Regions from separate parts of the Homo sapiens genome. Here all the other regions are linked to region 1. The links are chromatin contacts, found by Hi-C or POLR2A ChIA-PET in ENCODE. All regions are on one chromosome and are shown on one strand. The core of a region is the stretch at or near the end of the contact, and the rest is flanking DNA. Distances in the headings are between cores, read along the strand shown.

Region 1 (5,089 bases), core at 1,614-4,113:
AACAGCACAGCCACCAAGAAATTATGCACATGTGGGACCACGTCAAGCTGAAGCATTTGTGACCAACAAAGGAAACAATAAACAAAATAAAAAGGCACACTAAAAATTACAAGTTTGGGATAAGGGATTATTTTTGAAAAGGTACAAGCCAGTCATACTACCAGCTGGCAAAAAAATAACAAAACAACAGAACAATTGCCAGACAAAAACTGGGCAAATAACCGGATTAGATATTTTTCCAAAGAAGACAGGAAACTGACCGAATGTCTACAAAAACGTGGTTAACATTACTACTCATGAGAAAAATGCAGATCAAAACCACACTCAGATCTTATCTCACTCCAATAGAATGAACATTACAAAAAGATCAAAATATTTAAAAAGACAATTCCTGGTATGAATTGCCAGAAAGGGGAACTGTTTGTGCAAACATAAATTAGTATTAACACTATAAAAAACAGTTAGAGGTCTTGCAAAGAATAGGAAAAAAAGAAATACCATTCCATCTAGCAGTCCCATTACTGGGTGTAAATTCAACCTACCTGTTCATCCACAGATAAAGAGATCAAGAAACTCTCATATACATACACTAGGAAATATTCTTCAGCCATCAAAATAATGAAACAGTCCCATTTAGAGCAACGCAGATGAACCTGGAAAACATTATGTTAAATGTAAGGAGCTAGGCCTAGAAAAACACTGCATGATACCACTCATGTGAAATCTTAAGATGTTTATCTTAATGAAGTAAAAAGCACAATATTGGTTACCAGAGTTTGGGAGATAGAGGGGGAATGGGGAAGGATTGATTATGGAAACAAAGTTATCTTAACATTAAAGGAACAAATCTGAGGTTCTCCTCCTCAGCCTGGTGACTGGAGTTAACAATATCATATTTTTCTAGAGTAAGAAGGGAGAATTTTGAATGTTCTCCCCACAAAAAAAAAAAAAACCTGGATGAGCAAATAGAGATCCTAAGTACCCTGATTTGATCATTACCCAATCTGTATGTATGAAAATGTACCCCTAATTATGGACCTTTATGTTGTGAAAAAAAGTTAACAGAAATAAATACGTATTGCTAAAAATCACAGGGAACCACAAAAGCAATGAATATCTAAAGGAATCCTGAGAAATACAAAGTGAAGACCCACAATCCTTAATATCAAATTACACTGCCAAGTTGTAGTTATACAGCTGATATATGATACTTGCATAAACTATGGACAAAAACAGGGAGGACAAAAACATGATCAACACAAATATGGACACAATCAACTGACTTTGATAAAGAACACTGCAATGTGGAAGGCAGAGAATGAATACCTTTGACAAAAATGATATCCAGATGCAGAAGCGAGAAATAGGACCTTATTTTACACGATGTATGAAAATGAACACCCACTCCCCCAAATTGAAGGCAAAACAAAAGACCATAAACTACAAAATGTTTTTAACTAAAACACAGGATGAGCATATATTTTGGGTCACTTGAATCTCTGCTCACCTTTGCAAAGAGGAAAATAAACACCCTGGAAGAAAAACCTCATTGACAATTAAATGCTTTGTCACTGACATATTATTTTCTTATATGGGTGACGAAAATTACATGCATGAAACGCAAAAATAAATATCATGTTGACTACATCAACATGAAAAGTTTCTGCACATCAAAGAAAACTACTTTCCAATTAAAAAAGCATCCTATAGATTAGGCAAAAATTTCAGGCAATCTTGTAATTCACGAGGAGTTGTCATCTAATATGTACACAAAAAACACTACAAAGTAGCAAAAGCATCCAATCTAATATTTTGCAAAGAACCTGAACAGACAATTCTGCACAGCCATAAAATCGAACAACAAATAAGAGATAAGGTCCTCAAAATCAACTATTCATTAGAAAACTGTAATTCAAAACCACACACAGATAATCTCACACTTATCGAATATTCCTTGATTTTTTTAAAAAAATAGGAGGGGCTGGGAACGGTGTCTCATGCCTGTAATCTCTGCACTTTGCGAGGCTGAGGCAGGTGGGTCACCTGAGGTCAGGAGTTTGAGACCAGCCTGACCAATATCGTGAAACCCCATCTCTACTAAAAATACAAAAATGAGCTGGGCATGGTGGCGGCGCCTGTAGTCCCAGCTACTCTGGAGGCTGAGACAGGAGACTTGCTTAAAACCAGGCAGCGGTTGCAGTCGGCCGAGATGGCGCCACTGCACTCCAGCCTGTAAGACAGAGCAAGACTCCGTCTCAAAACAAAAACAAAAACAAAACAAACCCCAAACCAAAAATAGTAGGAATGCGGGTGTGGTTTTGGAGAAAGGGAAACTCATACACTGTAGGTGGAAATGAAAATTAGGATACACACCATGGAAAACAGCTAAATAGCTGGAGACTCCTCAAAGAACTGAAAATACAGATGCCCCCTGCTCTAGCGAGGTCTCTTTTTAAAGGTGCTGAGGCATCAAAAATAATCCTAGACTCCAGCTCAGAGGCCCCTGGGGCTCCGAGGGACCCAGGTCCCGCGTTTTACCGCCAGCTGTGGGCCAGGGCGCTCCTATACGCTGGACGCGGGTCGGACATTGGCATAGCCTTCCCGGCCGGGGTGCGGACGCTGCAGTAGCCAGGACCGCACAACCGCCCCCAAGCGGAGGACTCGGGCCCAGATGCCCACGAAGAAGTGCGGGCACGAAAACAGGGAGAGGCAGGGAAGGAGCAGGGAGGGTTCCCGGTGGGGTCCACGCCCCCGCCACTGACCGCGGAGACCTGTCTCCTACTCCACCATCACATGGAACCCACCACCGCTCAGAAGCTCGCTCTGACCACGCTGCTGCTGCTGCAGGGGCGTCGCAGGAACTGCAGTCTCAGCTCCGTAGGGACACGCACGCTAGCAGCATCCCTAGTGCCAGGTTGAAGCTCCACCCCCTCTTAAAGGGACCGCGGCTCGGACTTGCCAGAAGCCGCTTAGGGTTGCGGCACAGGCTGAGCCTCTGCCCAGCCCAGGGGACGACGAAAGGCCCCTGGTCTCTCATCCTCCCCAGCTTTCGGGCCCTAGAAGTCGCAGGAGCGCTCCCTGTGACCGCCTCCCGGAGATCGGCTCCCTTTGCCTAGGGAGCGCCCAGGACCTGCCCCTGCCCTCCTCTGGACCTCAGCTTCACCATCCGCAAAGGAAGCAGCCTCGCTAGAGCTCTGGGGGTCCCTCAAGCTTGGCGTCTCAGGATCCAGGGTGGGCTCCCCTGCCCCTCTGCAGAGGGGGCCCAGAGAACCACAGAAAGCTGGGGGCTGGAGGGACAGTTCGGAGGGCAGCAGGGCCTCCCCGGCCTCACTGTCCGCATCTGTCCTGTGGGAGCTCGCGGGCCTCGCTATGGCCCAGGCACCCACAGCCTCACCAGGGCTGCCTGGGTCACCGGGCTCTCCAGGAGGCAGGCAGGGGCCCTGGGGTCCAGCGCTGCCCCCATCTCAACTCTTTCCTTCATCAGGGCCCACGAGGGGCCCTGTGGACTGGACCCAGGCCCGCCCATTCCCAGGGAGAGGCTATTAATTATTTCCTCAATTTCAGAGCCTGTTATTGGTCTATTCAGAGATTCAGCTTCTTCCTGGTTTAGTCTTGGGAGGGTGTATGTGTCCAGGAATTTATCCATTTCCTTCTAGATTTTCTAGTGTACTTGTGTAGAGGTGTTTGTAGTATTCTCTGATGGTAGCTTGTATTTCTGTGGGATCAGTGGTGATATCCCCTTTATCATTTTTTATTGCGTCTATTTGATTCTTCTCTCTTTTCTTCTTTATGAGTCTTGCTAGCGGTCTATCAATTTTGTTGATCTTTTCAAAAAACCAGCTCCTGGATTCATTGATTTTTTTGAAGGGTTTTTTGTGTCTCTATTTCCTTCAGTTCTGCTCTGATCTTACTTATTTCTTGCCTTCTGCTAGCTTTTGAATGTGTTTGCTGTTGCTTCTCTAGTTCTTTTCATTATGATGTTAGGGTGTCAATTTTAGATCTTTCCTGCTTTCTCTTGTGGGCATTTAGTGCTATAAATTTCCCTCTACACACTGCTTTAAATGTGTCTCAGAGATTCTGGTATGTTGTGTCTTTGTTCTCATTGGTTTCTAAGAACATCTTTATTTCTGCCTTCATTTTGTTATATACCCAGTAGTCATTCAGGAGCAGGTTGTTCAGTTTCCATGTAGTTGAGTGGTTTTGAGTGAGTTTCTTAATCCTGAGTTCTAGTTTGATTGCACTGTGGTCTGAGAGACAGTTTGTTATAATTTCTGTTCTTTTACATTTGCTGAGGAGTGCTTTACTTCCAACTGTGTGGTCAATTTTGGAATAAGTGCTGTGCGGTGCTAAGAAGAATGTAGATTCTGTTGATTTGGGGTGGAGAGTTCTGTAGATGTCTATTAGGTCTGCTTGGTGCAGAGCTGAGTTCAATTCCTGGATATCCTTGTTAACTTTCTGTCTCGTTGATCTGTCTAATGTTGACATTAGGGTGTTAAAGTCTCCCGTTATTATTGTGTGGGAGTCTATATTTTGGTTGCAGATGAGTTTATAGTCAAAGTAAAAAACACACGAAGGGCATTCACATTTCCAGGAACAGAAGCATCCTGTCTGGTTTTTCAGAGGTGAAGGGAGCAGTCTGAAGGGGCTGTGGCACAGGTGTGTCTATAATCAAAGCTCACAGCCGAGGCCCTGGGGGAGGTTCAGGTATGCCCCAGGGGGTGCGCCTCATCCAGCACTTCACTGCCAGGGGCCTCATCTTTATTAAATTCTGGGCCTTTTCCTGGGCAATAGTTACACAAGGTGCGTTCAATGAACCCTATGTCCTGTGGCTGCCACCCATTGCAGGGTCACAAAGGTAATGATCACCACCCCCTCCACCTTCTGCTGAGGGTCCGGGTGACCCCCTGGTGGTGTAACCCAGGCCCTCACCCCTAAGGGGTCCTGAGTCTTGCTCACCACGGAGTCCTTGGTCTAGGGCTCCCACACTTGTCCACGTACCATCAAATGCTGTGTATTGAGAGGCGCTTGTGTAGAGCCCCTCCTGCCCCAGGCAGCATAACCCTGCTTCTGCTGAAACCACGGTCCAGGT
Region 2 (5,089 bases), core at 944-3,443, 1.3 Mb after region 1:
ATCTAAACATCGATTTTTTTTTTTTTTGAGACGGAGTCTCGCTCTGTCACCCAGGCAGAGCAGTGCAGTGGTGCCATCTCGGCTCACTGCAAGCTCCGCTTCCTGGGTTCACGCCATTCTCCTGCCTCAGGCTGGCGAGTAGCTGGGACTACAGGAGCCCGCCACGGCGCCCGGCTAATTTTTTATATTTTTAGTAGAGACGGGGTTTCACCGTGTTAGCCAGGATGGTCTCGATCTCCTGACCTCGTGATCCACCCGCTTCGGCCTCCCAAAGTGCTGGGATTACAGGCGTGAGCCACAGCGCTCGGCCTTAAAAATTACTTTTGAAAAGAAATATAGACTGTTCTGTACGTATGATGGTGGACCAGAGACCTTTAAGCTCTCAGACAGCAAAACCGTTGGTCACGATGCCCACAGCGCTTCGAAGGCATGGCTTCAGCGGGCCCTGGACCACAGGCTGCCTACCGCAGAGCACAGCGCTCCAGGTGCGCACTCGGGGCCAGCACTGTTCCCCACGGAGCTCAGAGGAACTCCTGCAGGGAGGATGGGCAGCGCAGTCTGCAGCACCAGCGCTATCCAGATAGTCTTTAGAGAGAATTTCTTTTTTTTTTTTTTTTTGAGACGGAGTCTTGCTTTTTTGCCCAGGCTGGAGTGCAGTGGCAGGATCTCGGCTCACTGCAACCTCCGCCTCCCGGGTTCAAGCGATTCTCCTGCCTCAGCCTCCTGAGTAGCTGGGATTACAGGCGCGTGCCACCACGGCCGGCTAATTTTTGTATGTTTAGTAGAGACGAGATTTCACCATGTTGGTCAGGCTCGAACTCCTGACCTCATGATCCGCCCGCCTCGGCCTCCCAAAGTGCTGGGATTACAGCAGTGAGCCACCGCTCTAAAGAGAATTTCTACAGGACAAGATAAAGTCTTTAAAACTTGGGACGAACTTGACACACTGCACACAGCGGGCAAGCTGCAAAACCCGGGTACTGCAACGTCAGTGACAAGTAATTAATACCATCACACGGAAGAAACACTCTCAAAACCAACAGGAGAACCCAATGGGCAAGGAAAACGGCCGGCAAGCATTTGGAAAGACGCTCGGATATTCGAACACAAATGCGTGCCGGGGTGGTTTACCACGCAGACGCCCGCGGGGCCGATGCCTTACCTTCCAGCGCGCGCCGCAGCCGCTCCTTCCTCTCCTGGGCTGAGCGCTGCGCCTCCTCCCGGGCCTTGCGGTACAGGTACTCGCGGCGCAGGCGGGCCTCGCGGCGCAGCTGTGGGAACAGCAGGCCCAGTCACTCACTACTCGCTCCCGAGCCCCGGAACCCCGGAGCCCCGGAGCCGCTGAGCCTCCAAGTCCCCAGAGCCACATCCCCAGCACTTCACGCGCCCCGGACCTCCGAAACAGGAGCTCATTCTCCTACCATCTTGAGTGCCGCTTCCACGTGGGTCCGGGAGAATCTGTGGGCTCCTCCAGCGCGACACAGTCCTCACTTCCGCCCTCAACCAAGATGGTCCCTTAGACGCTTCACTGGTGCCTGCAGCTGTGGGGAATGCCCTATGTTAAGATGGCGAATAGGGCGGGGACATCTCAAGGCGATTGGCCATTCCGGCAGGGCGTTCTCCTTGGGATAACCGATAGACTGGATACAGAATGTCACACGTGACTTAGGACCGCAGCTAATAAATATGTCCGCCCAGGCTTCTCCATCCTCGTCCTCCCCCCACCACCGCCGTGCAGAATGCAGTTTTCAGATGACGAACCGCTAAAACAATCATAATTAGCGGCTGGAAACAGTTCAACTGTAAAAACCGCACACCGACTGAAGGTTGCTTGCCGGCTCCTTTCCAAATTAACTTTAAAACCACTCTTCCCTCAACCAAAATGGTTTCTGTAGAGCTTCGCCTTCTTCCATCGCCACAACAGTGGCGCGACTTCTAAGATTCGGCAGCTTCCGGAAGGACTCAGAACCACCTATAACCCTAGCCGACAGTTCAGCAGGCTGATCCACTTGGGGGCTAATTGGAGAAACCAGTTGATTGGTTGCTTCCGTGCTGCTTCTCTAAGGGCGCTTGCCCTTAAAGAAGCTGACCCAGAGGCCTTGGTGCTGCCGGCGTGGGGATCCCCAGATGGGAACGCCCCTTGATGGAGGATCTCGTGTGCCTATTGGCTGTCCTGCCAAACTGCGGAGGGTGACAAGGAAGAAGGTGGCTCCAGATCTGGAGGTGTGTCCATGGCGGCGCTTGACCTGCGAGCGGAGCTGGATTCGCTGGTCCTGCAGCTGCTTGGGGACCTGGAGGAGCTGGAGGGGAAACGAACGGTGTTGAACGCCCGGGTGGAGGAGGTAGGCGCCTGGGGCGGGCAGGAGGGTACACGGGCGTAAACTGAGTCTCACCGCTTTCCTCTCCCTGCAGGGCTGGCTCTCGCTCGCCAAGGCTCGCTACGCGATGGGCGCCAAGTCGGTAGGGCCCCTGCAGTATGCTTCCCACATGGAGCCCCAGGTCTGCCTCCACGCCAGGTGAGGAAGCTTCCATGCTGGGCTGGGTGGGCGGGCGGGCGCGTTCTAGGCCCGGGCTGCCAAAGCTCCATCCTCCCTTCTCGTCCTTCAGCGAGGCCCAGGAGGGACTCCAGAAGTTCAAGGTGGTGAGAGCTGGTGTCCACGCCCCAGAGGAGGTGGGGCCTCGCGAAGCAGGTGAGCCCCCTCTTCCTTCTGCAGAACCCCTTCCCAGTGTCAAAGACAAAATGCAAATTATGGAGATGATTTAAATTAGGTTTTTGCGATAAGAGAGAGCATCCCAGAGCAGAAGAACAGAATGTTTTTGTAGGGTGGTTTTGCCTTAGACTTTTATAGGAAGTAGAGAAATTGTTGGTGAGTTGCTTTACACTGGGAATAGATTTACAATCACATACATTTCAGTCAGCTGAACAGAAAATATTTATCTGTGTGTCTAGCTAGTTTCAGAGGGACAAACTTCTAATCCCAGTTAATCATCCTGAGACAAAGAATGGGGAGTTGGAACGTCTATGTCTGGTCTGTTGGCATGTTCAGGTACAATGGGTAAGATCAGTGTCACAGGCAAACAGGGTCATCAGTGGGTCTTACAGGAGTCACGGGAAAGAGTGGACAAACAGTCTCATCTGAATCACAAGGGGAAAGGCTGTGTTTTGTGGTAAGCTGTTTCCTGGAACCCCAAAGTTGGAATTTTCCAACCAACAGTGTTTTATAGAATCATGAGCTCAGATCAAGCTCAACATTGTCACCAAGATGATAAAGGTCAGGGAGTAAGATCCCAGCCTCCTCCAACCTTTCTTTCCTCAGGTCTGCGGAGGCGCAAGGGCCCCACTAAGACCCCAGAACCGGAGTCCTCTGAGGCCCCTCAGGACCCCCTGAACTGGTTTGGAATCCTAGTTCCTCACAGTCTACGTCAGGCTCAAGCAAGCTTCCGGGATGGTGAGTGGACCGTGTTGTTTGGCTCTGTGGCCCTCAGACCCTCTATCCACAGGGAACACTTGAGCACTGCTGCCATGGCTGGGGTTAGTCTGTGAAAGGCTTTGCAGGTTTTCCTCCATCCAAACTTCCGTTGTACACCCATTATTTTTTCCAAAAGCATTTACTGGTTGTTGGCAGCATTCGGGTTCATGCTAGCTGCTGGGGATACAGCAGGGAACAAAAGAGACAAACACTTTTCATGTAATGTTTAGAAGCAGACAAAGGCAACGTGCAAATAAGTAGGCCCTTAACATAAGTCAGGCTGTGAAAATTGTTATGAAAAACACATAATGGAGTGGGACAGGAGTGGGCCAGGGGAGGTCTCTCTGAGGAGGTGAAGGAAAAGCTTTGTGGGTGATTTTGGGGAACAGTGCTCTAGATGGAGGAACCAGCCAGGACAAAAGCCCTGAAGCCAGATATATCTGGTATGTGCCGAGGCCGGTGGCCTAGAGTGGAGTCAGGTGATGTAAGCCCTGATGAAGACTGTGGGACCCACAGAGAGGCTCTGAGCAGAGGATGGTGCAACTGGCTGTACAGGGTCACAGGAATGCTTGGGTGCTGGGCGGGGACACAGAGCAGAGGGAGGAAGTAGGTGTCAGGGAGCAGCCAGTGTGAGAAGCAGATAGCGTCACTGGAGGAGGAGGTAAGTGGTGGGAACCTGCACAGGTTTTAAGAATAGAAGCCCCAGAATTTGCTGACAGATAAGATATGGGAGTAAGGGAAGGAAAGGAGTCCAGGAGAGCCTGCGGTCTCCACCCAGAACCCCTGGGAGGATGGAGCGACCCTCACCTGCTGTGGGCAGCTGAGAGGATTCCAGAAGGCAGGAGTTGGTGTGGTCTGTGTGGTATCCACCGACGCCCTGCTGGAGAGTCTGAGTGGGCACTTGGGCACATGTATCTGGAGTTTGGGAGAGGCCTGGGCTGGAGAGAGATTTGGGAGTCCACTGCATAGCACTGGTGTTTAAATTCCAAAGTTTTTGACACAAACACTGGTTTAAAGCTGAGATAGGATGAGATCAGCAGAGGGCCTGGGGAGTATGGACGGGAGGTGAGGGAGAAGAGGGGAGAAGCCAGTCAAGGAAACTGAGGAGCAACACCTGGGGGCAGGTGTCCTGGAGGCCAAGAAGAGAAAGTGTTTCCTGGAGCGAGTGATCCAATGTGTGGTCAGCCCTGCTGCTGAACAGGAGGCCGAAGACGAGAGCTGCCCGGAGGACTGGGCAGCAGCTGTTCCAGCAGAGACATCAGCAAAAGCCATCTAGAGGTGGATCCAGAGTGTGGACTAACAGAGAAAAGAAGTGGAGGGAGAGCAGGTGAGGGCAGAGAGATGCTGTAATAATGGGGGAAGGAAGGAAATGAGGGCATGAAATGGTATTACTATCTGTGAATTTTTAGTTCCTGGTGGGTGATATAATGGGTCCAGGAAGTCTAAGGAGGTGACATTTTAGCAAAGACCTGAAGGAGGTGTAAGGCCTCAGAGGTTCTGGAGCAGCCAATGCAGGGCCGTACCTGGAATGTTTTGGGACAAGTGTGGGGGGCAGAGAGGCCTGAAGCCTTTCCAATTTCTGGGGATATCCAGATCCTCCTGGGTCGTGTGTTACACTA
Region 3 (5,089 bases), core at 2,289-4,788, 1.3 Mb after region 1:
TTACTAGAAGTGAGGAAACCCGGAGTAAATGGTGTGAGATAAATCAGCCTGCACACTTCCTAAGTGTCAGCACTGTTCTCGGAGCTGGGACAGTAGCTGTAAACCAAACAAAAACTCCTGCCCTCACGCAGCTTACATTCTGATCAGGAGAGACAGGAAACAATATTAAGAGGTAAATGTTCAAATATATTAGAGGCAGAATCTAGGAGAAAAGTATCCAAGGCAGAGAGAATAACCAGGGCAAATGCCTGAGTGGAAACTGTGCTTGCCATGCTGGGCCAGGAGTGAGGCTACTGGGTGTGAAGTCAGAAACCAAGAAGGCGCAGAGACTGGACCCTCCTCGCATGCTGACAAGGTGGCCTGCACAGCTCCACATCACATGCACATGTGTATAAAACACCAGACCAAGGCCGGGAGCAGTGACTCACGCCAGTAATCCCAGCACTTCGTGAGGCAGGGGCAGGTAGATCACGAGGTCAGGAGTTCGAGACCAGCCTTGCCAACGTGGTGAAACCCCATCTCTACTAAAAATACAAATATTAGCTGGGCATAGTGGTACACGCGTTTAATCCCAGCTACTTGAGAGGCTGAGGCAGAAGAATTGCTTGAACCTGGGAGGCGGAGACAGAGGTTGTAGTGAGCCAAGATTGCGACATTGTACTCCAGCCTGGGCGACAGAGCAAGACTCCATCTTTGGGGAAGAAAAAAAGGAAAAACAGACCTCTGAATCGGAGAAATGGACAGTTTATTACTCACAGTGAACACAGCAGCCAGAACAGTATCTTTAGTCACTTTCCCATGCCCCTATTCCCAAGAAGAGGGCATGTGGATCGTACCAGCTGGGCAGGCAGTGGGTCTGCATCCCAGGAGAGGGACCCGAAACTGGGAGACTTGGAGATTTTATCAGGGCTGTGGAGGACCTGCCTTTCTTCTCCTCCAGAGATAGATGACTCATTATCCAGCAACACAGAGGTCAGCACCGACCTCACCAGCAGCAGGCTCACAGGAGTGGCAGGGGCATTGGGAGAGTGGGAGGCAGCACAGGGTCAGCTCTTTCACGAAAACAGAGAAACGGGGCAGCTCTAGAGTGGGAGTAGGGGCACAGAGAACAGGAAGGAAAGGCGGCCGGCGAAGGTATGATATCACACCAGCTCCCACTGTGGGCACCCAAACCCAAGCCTCCTGGGAAAGTCTGGGAACTGTTAAAAATCCACACCTCAGCATCACCCTGCCAAGGGGTGGGGTGGGGTATGTACACATCCCCATCATTCCTTGATTGAAGGCTGCAGGAGAGTGGAGTTCATGCCAAGGCACTTGAGATCGACCATGGATGCAGCCAGGCAGAGGCAGAGGAAGGCCAGCCCTATCCCAGAGAAGGGCAGGACAGGGGTGGACATGGGGCCCAGGGCACTGTGGCAGTGCATACAGGGACCTGGGCAGGCACAGTGTCAGTCAGAGGTCCAGAGACCTGAAAGTGAGAGGGGCGGGACCCTTGAGGTTCAGGGAAAGAGCATCTTATACTTTTTCCATTTTGCAGTGACTTGGAGATTTGTCCACACCAGTGCACAGAGACGTGTCCTCCTTTTATTTCTTTTAACAGCCGCTTAATGTTTTATCCTAGCAGGAACCCTACCATGGGCCATTTAAAGTGTTTCAAATCTTAGGGGGCTGAGCCTGGTGGCTCACACCTGTAATCTCAGCACTTTGGGAGGCTGAGGCAGGAGGATTGCTTGAGGTTGGGAGTTCAAGACCAGTCTGGGCAACATGGCAAAAACTCATTTCTTAAAAAAAAAAAAAATTAGACCTGTAGTCCCAGCTACTCGGCAGGCTGTGTGAATAGTAAGGGGTCAGTCTGGTTGGGAGTCTGTCTGGCGGGGGTCTGGCTGGGGTCTGCCTAGATAGGTCCTGATTTGCTGGGGGTCCATCTGTCTGAATAGCTGGAGATGTGTACTCATTTGGGGGACTTGTCTGTCAATCTGGAGGATCATGTCTGACTAGCTGGGGTCCATCCATCAAGACATCAAGATGAGAGTCTGGCCGGCTGGCTGGGATGTCAGGATTCCATGTGGCTGATGTCTGCCTGTCTGGCAGTCCATCTGGTTGGTTAGGAGTCTGTCTGGCCAGAAGGTCTGTCAGCCAGCCAGCCCACCTGAGGGTGGGGGTGGGGTCTGAGAACTCTGTGTATCTGTTCAGCAGGGGATCTGTTTATATCTGTCTAGTAATCTAACTTAGGGGGTCCACCTGGCTGTCCAGCTAGCAGAGATGTCTGTCTTTTGGGGGCTCTGTTTGGTGGTCTCTCTGGCTGCACTGGTCTATCAAGCTGTTGGCTGGTCTCTCTCTCTCTGGCTGGGGATCCCTTTGTCCACCTGTGGACTGTATCTCTGAAGCTTTGGCTGTCTGTCCAGGTTGGTGGTCCATCTGTCTGTCTGCCTATCTGGAGGTCTTTTTATCGGTCTGCCTGGGGTTAATCTGCTTGGCTGTGGTTATGCCTGGCTTAGTTCTGCCTGGATGGCGAAGTGTCCATCCACTTCTCTGTGTGGTCCCCTGAGTGTCCAAGTGAGGGAGGCTCAGGTGCTGAGGATGGACTAGTGCTGTGTGGTGAGGAGAGCAGTCTCCGGAAGCTCATCTGTCCCTTCTCCCCTTCATAACTCAGGGGTCATGCCCCTTCCTGATCTTCTTTCTTGAATCTGCTCTGTGCAGCCTCACCAGCCACTATACCCTAGCTACCTCCTCCAGCCTCAAGCCTTGAATGCTACAGTCATTGGGGCAAAGCCCCCACATTTCCCACCCTGAGAAACTTTAACTTTGATCCAGGCCCACTGTTTCCATTCTGCGCACGGCGCTCAGCAGCACCGGGGCATCAGCAGTCCGAGCTCACAAGAGGCAACAGGCAGGAACTGGCGTTAGACTTACACCCGGGTCCACTCAGCAGGCGGGTCCCGGGGACCCTTCGGCCTCCCAATGCGCAGGTTGAAACCTGGGAGAAGAAGGGTGCCGTGGGTCTCATGGAGAAGCTGAGGTGTGTGGAAGCTGGCAGACATGAAGAAGGCCATCCCCCCGCCTCCAGGTCCTCCTGGTTCACTGCAGCCACATCCACAGGACTAAGCTCCATGCCCCATCAACCCCAGACTCCTGGGTTCACTCAAAGCAGCAAAGTCCCAGCAACCCAGGCTCTACCTGACTTACCTAGCCCACCGGTCTGAGCTCCACCCGCCACGTCCTCGTAGGCGCCAGATCCGGCAGGACTTTGGTCAGCAGGAACTGAGGGCAGCAGACCCCCCACGGGTCAGCTCCGGAAGCCCCAGGGAGTCCCAAGACCCCACCCCTAGCGGGGACGCTTCCCCGGAGGCCCGAAGGGGAGAGCCGAGGGCGCCGGGCGGGAGAAGGCACACACCCCGGACGTGGCCTCCAGCCTTTGGGCGCGGCCAAGACAAGTATTGCCAGGAACCCTGCCCCTGGACCGCGACTGCGACCGCCAGGGGGCGCTTCCGGGGCGTGGCCAGGGACGCCTGGACATCAGCGTCGGGGCGTGGCCAGGCTAGCGGCTGGGGTCCCCGCGGCCGCCAGGGCCTGACGGACCACTGCAGGATGGTTCCGCCCTGCGGATCACAGCAGGATGATGCCCTGAGAAGGAGCAAGCCTCGACTCACCGCGGCCAGGCAGCGTCCCCCTCGCGTCCTCCGCGTGCGCCCCGGGTCGCTGGGCGCGCGGCGTCACCTTGCTGTAGAGCGGCGCCTCCTCCGCGCTGCGCGCCCCCGTCCCCGTCCCCGTCCCCGTCTGCGTCCCACTCCCGGCGCCCGCTGGAGCCCCGCGCTTCTGCACCACCGCGTAGGTGTCAGCCATGGCGTGGCCCGGGGACCCGGGCACAGAGATGCTCCTGCAGGCAGGGAGGGCCGGGAGGAAGTGAAACGGCGGCGCTGGGCAGGGCGGGAGTGGGGAGGCTGCTCAGCGCGCAAACCACGGGCTTCCTTCCCGCCGAGGCGGTGCGCTAGATGGGAGGGAGGGCTCCTTGGGTTGGAGGCCTCGCTTCTGTGTCCCTAGCGCCCTGCAAGTTAGGGGGATGAAGGAGGAACGGGGTCAGCCTGGAGGGTAATTTGGGGCAGAGTGTTGGTTTGAGGGGTGGTCATTTCTGTGTCAACGTCTACTGAACAAAAGAATGCGGAAGTGGCATAGAAGACAGGAAGGGATGGCCGCAAGGACAAGGGCCTTAAGTCTCCGCTGCGAAGGCGGCTCAATCCCATGTCCGCAGCACCCAACGTGCGGCCTGACAAGAAGGCGGCGTCTAGAATTATTTGCTGAATTTTTTTTGTTGTTTTTTTGAGACAGGATCTCGCTCTGTCGCCCAGGCTGGACTGCCGTGGTGCGATCTCGGCTTACTGCAACCTCCACCTCCCGGGCTCAAGCGACTCTCCTGCCTCAGCCTCCGGAGTAGCTGGGATTACAGGCTCTCACCAGCACGCCTGGCTAATTTTTGTATTTTTAGTAGAGACAGGGTTTCACCATGTTAACCAGGCTGGTCTCCAGCTGGGCTCAAGTGATCCGCCCTCCTTGGCCTCCCGAAGTGCTGGGATTACAGGGGTGAGCCACCTGAATTAAGGTTTGATTAGAGGATCCAGGAAAGGCCTAACTCAGAAGGCAGGGCAAGCCTTAGAGGCAGAGGCAAGGGGTAAATGAATCATCTTGGGATAATTGAATCATCTTGGGGTGGGTTCCCAGAGCTCAATTCGAAGAAAGGGCCAGCGAACACTTGGCGAAGTGAACAAGGAACGGACTGGTGTTCCAAGGATGAAGAAGGGGTTAGCCTGAGAAATTGGGCAGGGAAGAATCCGGGGATGGAGCCGGGTACCTGAGGACCCCTCCTGGTGGGCGGGGTATGGCGAGAAGTGCCTGGGGAGTCCGGAGGAAGAGGGCATCGTCGTAGAGTGGGGCACAATTCTGAAGAAAAACAGGAGGGGAGGCTCCTGAGGGAGGAAGCTGGCCAGGCCTCTCAAGGGGCTCTGGGAGAAAGCTTAAGATGGGAGAGCCTGATAAGGATGCCTGGAGGAGGGCACAGGTGGATGTCATAGTCAGTGCCTGCTCCCAGTAGTCC

What was found. Hi-C counts contacts between places; a loop is a spot of excess contacts on that map. ChIA-PET counts read pairs that join two places held with the same protein, here RNA polymerase II (POLR2A). Pooled maps may share reads with other maps.
Region 2: a pooled map shows a loop between it and region 1 (28-fold over the local background). The contact joins the promoter of VMA22 here to the promoter of LINC03124 in region 1. A Hi-C loop is called at or near these places in 3 of 168 maps with a recorded cell type or tissue (GM12878 and gastrocnemius medialis), 2 of 37 single-sample maps with no recorded cell type and 14 of 50 pooled maps.
Region 3: a loop to region 1 is called in a pooled map, with 6 times the contacts of the local background. The contact joins the enhancer-like site here to the promoter of LINC03124 in region 1. A Hi-C loop is called at or near these places in 1 of 37 single-sample maps with no recorded cell type and 6 of 50 pooled maps. POLR2A ChIA-PET finds 5 or more read pairs at or near these places in 1 of 52 experiments (GM12878).

Annotation. Positions count from the first base shown.
Region 1 is chr2:131,680,273-131,685,361 of GRCh38, reverse strand. It overlaps LINC03124 (long intergenic non-protein coding RNA 3124), which reads right to left and starts at 2,863. Exons shown (of 10, transcript NR_167889.1): 1 at 2,374-2,863; 2 at 543-653. RefSeq lists a silencer at 2,891-2,940 and an enhancer at 3,311-3,430.
Region 2 is chr2:130,339,268-130,344,356 of GRCh38, reverse strand. VMA22 (vacuolar ATPase assembly factor VMA22) reads left to right here and starts at 2,193. Exons shown (of 5, transcript NM_032357.4): 1 at 2,193-2,342; 2 at 2,413-2,516; 3 at 2,608-2,690; 4 at 3,318-3,449. The coding sequence starts at 2,232. It overlaps IMP4 (IMP U3 small nucleolar ribonucleoprotein 4), which reads right to left and starts at 1,460. Exons shown (of 9, transcript NM_033416.3): 1 at 1,422-1,460; 2 at 1,163-1,271. The coding sequence starts at 1,424. RefSeq lists enhancers at 1,428-1,597, 1,728-2,277.
Region 3 is chr2:130,371,045-130,376,133 of GRCh38, reverse strand. PTPN18 (protein tyrosine phosphatase non-receptor type 18) reads right to left here. Exons shown (of 15, transcript NM_014369.4): 12 at 4,847-4,935; 13 at 3,651-3,877; 14 at 3,187-3,261; 15 at 729-2,977. The coding sequence ends at 2,910. Among named protein-coding and RNA genes, the nearest start is that of PTPN18, 18 kb to the right of the region's middle. RefSeq lists a silencer at 3,201-3,950 and an enhancer at 3,677-4,304. Within about 2 kb of position 3,538, at least 36 of the 41 ENCODE cell types and tissues checked have a DNase peak (open chromatin) inside an H3K27ac peak, as active enhancers do; they include GM12878, where a contact is called at or near this core.